2 separate regions of the Mus musculus genome follow, and region 1 is linked to region 2. A link is a contact called in ENCODE Hi-C or POLR2A ChIA-PET data. All regions are on one chromosome and are shown on one strand. Each heading gives the region's core, a stretch centred on a gene start or an enhancer-like site at or near the end of the contact. The rest is flanking DNA. Distances are from core to core; before and after follow the strand shown.

Region 1 (3,744 bases), core at 814-3,313, 2.4 Mb after region 2:
GGATTCAAAATCCCTGTTTTCTTTCCTGTGTCTCCACAGAATGCATATTCAACCAGGGCAGAAACCTCTCCTGACTGGTTCACCTAGCAAAGTGTATGCATTTGCCCTTAGAATTAATTCTGTCTTGACCTTTTCATTCTGAAAATCAAGGCACTCCCAACTTCCTTCCAATTCCTAACTCAGCTTCTAATGAGAACTAGCCATTACACTATGACAACGTATGTTTTCTTTGGATTTATCTACCTTGACTATTTCTTTTGACATCCTGCTATGATAAGAATTCTGCCCTTTCAATAGGTGTGTGCACACGTTTCTCATTTATTGTTATCACACCAATACTTATGGTTTTTGTTCCATTTACTAGGGTCTCCAGTCTTCCACTCTTGCAAACCATTCTATATCCTTCCCCAGTAAGTACTGCCCTCCATTCCCCTGGGACTTCTTTGGCCCACCTTTGTGCTCTTCCTGAAACAGGACAGTCCCAGGCCCTCCCTGTGTTGATGCCTCAGCATCTCTAGGTACACAGAGGAACCCAGACCCCATTACATGAGTGCTCACTAGTTGCTGTATTAACCCAAACAGCAATGACACTATTTTACTCAGACAAATAGTTTGCGTCCATATGTGCAAGGCTTGTTTTCCTAACAAGACTGAAGTCCCTGTTTTAGCATTTCAAAATGTACATATAGCCCGGCAGTGGTGGCACACGCCTTTAATCCCAGCACTTGGGAGGCAGAGGCAGGTGAATTTCTGAGTTCGAGGCCAGCCTGGTCTACAGAGTGAGTTCAAGGACAGCCAGGGCTACACAGAGAAACCCTGTCTCGAAAAACCAAAACCAAAACCAACAACAACAACAAAAAACCAGCTAAAAACAAAACAAAAAACCAAAATCTACATATTATACCCTCATGCATGTGACTTGCATCTTCTCGACAGGGATGAGAAAAACTGAGCTTCAACTTGTTTGCGTTATATGGCGTTTTTTCCTCCTTTAAACAAACAAACAAACACTCCAAACTTATTAGTCATTTATATGACTATCCATCTTCTGTAGACTCTGGTAAGAACAGCTTAAAGGTAAACCGAAACTATTCTTAAAACACAACTACAACAAAAAACAGGTAAACCAGTCACGAAGAAAAAAAAGTATGTAAAATCACCCATGCCTGATGGCAATGGACAGTAATCCCAAGTAATTGCATGTAATTTACTTGGTAAGGTGAGGCAGGACGATCACTCGTTCAAAGGCTACCTTGGCAACGTAGCGAGAGACCCCATCTCAAAAGTGATTCGTTAAAAAAAAAACCAGGGGCGGTGTTGTGGATGCTGGAGCGCCTGGCAGCAGGTGCGCGGCGCTGGCTTTAATTCCCAGTACCCAGAGAGGCGGGATTGAGCCTCGGGACTCCCAAACAGACGGGGTTCAACTCCGAAGTTTCGAAGCCTGGTAGATGAAGAGACTTCGCCAAAAGTCCCGCAGACCCGTTTCACAACCACAGCAACCATGCCGGGGAAGCAAACTCCTAAGGAACCTCGCCCAGGTCTCCCGCCGTGGCAAACTCGTGTCCCGTGCGGGGCCGGGTCTGCGGGAGCCTGGGCATTGGGAAGGCGGGCGCGAGCGGGCCTGTTTAAAAGCCTGTCCCCCGGCTGGCCGGGCGACGTGAGGGGCCGGCAGCCCGGCCGCAGGAGCCGGAGGCGGCTGAGCGCCGAGCCCGCTTCCCCTCGGCGGTGCGGGCAGGGCCCCGCCGTCCCCACGGCGTGCGCCCCGCCAGGCCCGGGGTCGGCCGGCTGGGTCCCCGCCCGCCGGTCACCTACCCGGGTGCCACCTCAGGGCCAGCTTCCGATAGGCCTTCTTGAGCTCCTCCTCGCTGGCGTCGCGCCGCACCCCCAGCGCCTCGTAGTGACACTTCATGGCGGGGCTGGACACCGGGCCGGGGCCCGGGGCGGGGCCGACGCCCGGGCCCGGGCAGAAGCCGCAGCGGCGGCGCTGGCTGTCCTCTCCTCCGGCGGGAGCCCGGCGCCAGCAGCCCGCCAGCCAGCGAGCCCGGCGGCGGCGGCGGCAGCGGCGCGGGGTGGCGGAGGCGCGCGGCGGTGGACGACGCGGGCTGCGGCACGCGGGCGCGCGGAGGGGGCGGCGCCGACAGCTCCGCATGGGCGGGGGCTGGGCTGGGTTCCGGGGGAGCGGCGCGCCGCGGAGGCGGGGCCTGGGCAGGGGAGGCTGGGCGGGGGAGCCACGCCGAGAGTCATTGTGAGGGACACAGTAGGCTGTTTGGGTGGCACTCCTAGCCGGCCTGAAGGCAGGGCAAGGTAGGCTTGATAAGGAAGTAGTTTGGGAAATACCTTCCGGACCTTCGGATTAGTTCTCTGCAGACGAGGCAACTGGAGCTTCAAGGAGTTAAGTGCTGAGTTTCAGCCAGAAGTTCGTGGTGGAAACACACCGGGATTTACCATCTTTTCAATTCTCTTCAGCTACCACTTCCTAGGATCTCTTAATTCCCCCCCCCCCCCATCTTGCCTGATAATGCATAATAAGGGACAGTAAATAAGGTCATTGCCTAAATCAGTTTTTAAAGCATCTTAAAGGTAGCGTACCAAAAGCCAGGCTAGGTGCCCGGTATGAAGAACACAGCTTTAATCCCAGCCTCCACCCAGGAGGCAGAGGCCAGTTTATTCAGGAATTCCGAACCACACCTTCAATTATCTGTGAATTCAAGGCCTGCTTGAATAATGAGTTAAATTCATGATCCTGTCTCTGCTTCCCAAGTGCTGGGCTTACTGGCCTCCACAGCCAGACTAGGTTCTTTTACACATATATTAAGCAGAAAATGTCCACATCATAACAAGTACTCTTCCTAAGAATAAGTCATAAAGAAACATCAACTAACCAGTGTTGTGAAATGTCTTAACATCCAGCCTTGCTAAGACAAGACCTTAAAAAGAAAAGAGGAGCTAGGCGGTGGTGGCACATGCCTTTAATCCCAGCACTTGGGTGGCAGAGGCAGGCAGATTTCTGAGTTCAAGGCCATCCTGGTCTACAAAGTGAGTTCCAGGACAGCCAGGGCTATACAGAGAAACCCTGTCTTGAAAAACAAAACAAAACAAAACAACAAAAAGTTTATATAAAGCATTTCCTCTCCTGAGAACTTTCCTTGATGAGGGTGGGGTGGGGTGGGGGTGGACACATTTTTTTTTTCTTCCTCCCTGTGTGCTTTTGTTTGCAAACTCTAGAAGACTGAGTTGCCTGACTAGAGATGATGTTTCATGCCTGTGATTGCCAGCAACTGGGAGACCAAAACAAAAATGATTGCCATGAGTTTAAAACCAGCTTTCTGATTTAAAAAAATAAAATAATTTTTAAATACATGTCTTTTTTTTTACAACCCGCAAAAACCTGTTCCTTTACATGGAAATATTTAATAAAAGTTAAGATATTTATATGACCTAAGAGAAACCTGAGTGCTGAATGACAGGTAGATAGATAGATAGATAGATAGATAGATAGATAGATAGATAGATGATAGATAAATGGACATGACTTCTCCTAGGTTTGGTGGAGGAGAAAGTTTATTGTGGAGATAAGGGAGAGCATAGGCAGAGTCCAGAGTGAGTGTGACCCTGAGCCACATAAGGAGAGGGGAGGGGGGAGGGGAGGCGTAGAGTAAGACCAGAAGCAGGTAACTGAAATGGCTGGGTTATACAGGGAAGAGCCTCAGGGGGAAGTGTAGCTCCTGGGCTGGAAAGTCCTTG
Region 2 (3,358 bases), core at 408-2,907:
TTTCTTTGTTTGGGTTTTTCGAGACAGGGTTTCTCTGCATGACAGCTCTGACTGTCCTGGAACTTGCTTTGTAGACGGGGGCTGGCATTGAACTCACATTCGGCCTACGTCTGCCTGCTAAGTGCTGCGATTAAAAGCATGCACCATCAGCTCCTGGCCATGTAACCTTTTGAATCAAAGTAGGGTTGCAAGATGATTATAAACGACTTTTTGAAACAAAGACATGATTGCCATTCCTGGAACACTTGGTACAGAACCATTTGTAGTTAAGGCTGTGGGGAGCGGGGCATAGGCTAATCCCTGAGAAACAGAGGTTTGATTATAAACAGGCATGAACCTAGTTTGTTTTTTATTGTAAGCTGTCTTTTAAACGTAAGATGGAGGCAGGCTGATTCTTCGAAAGGTCTCAGTACATAGCCCAGTCTGGCTTCCAACTACAGGTGCCTGCCTCTATGCCTGGACCTTGAGAGGCATTTACTTTGTCTCTGTAAAAGTGTAGTAATTTGGTATTCCCAACAGCAGGCACGATTCCTGACACAGTACATACTCGGTTTCCTAGAATCAGACCATCTGTTGAATGCATCCATTATTTAATATCCTTGTGCTCTGAGATGAGAACAGATGGATCAGATGAGTGTTCTCCCAAGGCAACAAGGGAGAAAGGTATACAGCAAGAACAAACACTTTTTTCTTCTTTTTCTTGAGACAGACTCTCAAGTTTACTACAAACTTGCCACACAGCCGAGGATGAACTTATCCTCCTGCCTCCACTTCCTAAATCCGCTGGCAGGACCCATCACACAGTATCTCCCTTCCCGCCTCTGTTTGTTTTGAGTTAGGAACACATTCCGTAGCACGCTATCTGGAACTCACCAAATGACACAGTAATCCTTTTGCCGAAACCATAGGACGCGTATTAACAGGCATGAGACACCGTCCAACGCTGACCTCCAACCAAAAAATTTCGCAAAGCCACAAAGCCAATGACCCAGACACGCACATGGGAAAATTCAATAAATTCTTTCTTGGGGGCCGGGGGGGGGGGTGGTGGTTGAGACAGTGTTTCTCTGTGTAGCCCTGTCTGTCCTGGAACTCACTCTGTAGACCAGGCTGGCCTCGAACTCAGAAATCCGCCTGCCTCTGCCTCCCAAGTGCTGGGATTAAAGGCGTGCACCACCACCGCCCAGCAATCCAATGAATTCTTAATTCACCCCCATTATTTGAAACGCTGTGAGTTTCTGGCTCACAGGTAAACTTTCTGGAACTAGCGATCAATTTCTAACTACTGTTAGAAGTTATCAGGGAACCACGGTAATGGATGTGTGCCACTCTTCAGCCGTCGCCACATTCCAAACTGGGGGTGGGGCTCAAAGCAAAGAATCAGCACGCGCGATGTCACCACCGCACAGGCGACCGCAAGGGGACATCAACCCCACTCCAGCACCCGAAGTTCCTCTTCCCTCTCCCCCCCGCCCCGCCCCCAGTCCCCTCCCCTCTCCCGTATCCTCTTCCCTTCTCCTCCTCCCTTCCCTAGGCCATCTCCAAATTCAACTCTAGTCTCCTCCCTCACGCCTTCGCCAATGTCCGACACTCAACTGCTTCCTCTTCCCGTCCCAGAAGCGGCGTCTTCCAGTGCCGGGGAGGACGAACCGGAAGTGCGTCATGACCTGGCGCCCAGTTATTCGTTTTCCGCGCGCGTTCCGAGGAGCGGTTTTGGGCTCTCTTCGTTTTTCTCACGGTTCTCCACGGGTTTGGAGTGTTTCTATAAGGCGGTGGCCACGATTGCCGACATGCCATCGGTGCTGGGCTCTATGATGGTGGCCTCTACGTCGGCCGCCGCCTCCCTGCAGGAAGCTTTGGAAAACGCGGGGAGGCTTATCGATCGACAGTTGCAAGAAGACCGCATGTACCCGGACCTTTCTGAGCTGCTCATGGTGTCGGCCCCAAGTGAGTGATCGGTCCACTGGACGCTCTGTTTCCCCACCATAGGATTCTAGTCCGATTCCCCTGTCTTCTTCTCTGTACGTTGGTGCCCTCGTGAACATTCAGAGATTAGGGCTTGGTTTCTTGAAAACACGACAAACAGCAACCGACTTTTAGCTTTTATTGCTTATTTCTTCTTGTCTACACTTTATTTACTGTAGATACTCGAGGAGGTAAGAGCAAACTCATTAAGTCCAAATGAGAAGAATCCTCTGATCCAGATTCCATTTCTGTGCATTTTTTGCTTCGATAATGCTCGCTCAGAAAAGCAAGCGAGTTAATTTGGAAATCTGCCGCGTTCTCTCAGAGTCATGTCATACGTGTAGAGTTAGTATATTTGTGAGTGCCGGGACTAACTAGGAAAGAAATATAGGGGTCAGAAGGCTAACTGACAGGGAGAGCAGAACTAAGTTTATCTGCCAACAGAGGAGATAATTTGGAAGAATTTGCCTTAACTTTTAAAACTTGTTACCAGCTAAAGGTTTGTGGAGTTGCATTAGTTGCTACAAAATGTTTCTTGTGAAATGAAAGTTGGAGAAAAACAGAAATGTAACATGCAGGTGAGACTTGGTGAGAAAAAAAAATGGGTGGGAGTAACTTAAACAGAATAATCAATCAAAAGTAGCCCAAAGCACATGAGCAATGACTTGTAAAAATCTATTAAGAGATTTTTATTTTTTTAACCAGAAATACTGACAGCAGCCAGATAGTGGTTGTCCATTCCTTTAATCTCAGCATTTGGGAGGCTGAGGCAGGCGGATCTCTGTGGGTTCCAGGCTAGGCTGGTCTATAGAGGGTGCTCCACAGCTGCCAAAGCTACACAGAAAAACCTTTAATCCCAGCACTTGGGAGGCAGAGGGAGACGGATTTCTGAGTTCGAGGACAGCCAGGGCTATACAGAGAAACCCTGGGGGGGGGTGGGGTCGTTGAAAAACCCTGTCGTGGAAAACTGAAAAGAAAAATACCAGAAGCAAAGATAGTCTTTGTACTTGACAAGTATTAGCAAATGAGCTTGCCTTTTTTGGAGCAGGGTCCAAAATTTTATAAAAACTTGCTTGACCTATTAGCTGCTATTGTCTTCATATGTCCAACCCCCTCCCACCCCCGCTTTGCTTTCTGATCCTCTCAAATGTGTAATCTCTTTAATATACTTTCCTCCTCATACTAATCCCTTTCCCTTCTAGCATTTTCCCCCCTCTGCCTAACAGGCTCCTCCCAGACAAGTTTTCTCTGATAGCCCTGGCTGTCCTGGAACTCCGTCCGAGATCTGCCTTCCTCTGCCCCTGAAGTGCTGGGTTAAAGGCATGGACATGGAAGCCTGGTTCCATCCAGTTCTTAGTAAAAGACCCTAGTTCTAAGTCAGGCATGGTGCTAC

Evidence for each region. A loop is a pair of places that touch in the nucleus more often than their neighbours do. ChIA-PET counts read pairs that join two places held with the same protein, here RNA polymerase II (POLR2A).
Region 1: a map of heart shows a loop between it and region 2 (8-fold over the local background). The contact joins the promoter of Dnajc21 here to the promoter of Nup155 in region 2. A Hi-C loop is called at or near these places in 2 of 37 maps with a recorded cell type or tissue (T-helper 17 cell and heart). POLR2A ChIA-PET finds 5 or more read pairs at or near these places in 1 of 5 experiments (embryonic stem cell).

The regions. Positions count from the first base shown.
Region 1 is chr15:10,468,453-10,472,196 of GRCm38, forward strand. Dnajc21 (DnaJ heat shock protein family (Hsp40) member C21) reads right to left here and starts at 2,064. Exons shown (of 12, transcript NM_030046.2): 1 at 1,813-2,064. The coding sequence starts at 1,909.
Region 2 is chr15:8,107,656-8,111,013 of GRCm38, forward strand. It overlaps Nup155 (nucleoporin 155), which reads left to right and starts at 1,658. Exons shown (of 35, transcript NM_133227.3): 1 at 1,658-1,947. The coding sequence starts at 1,791.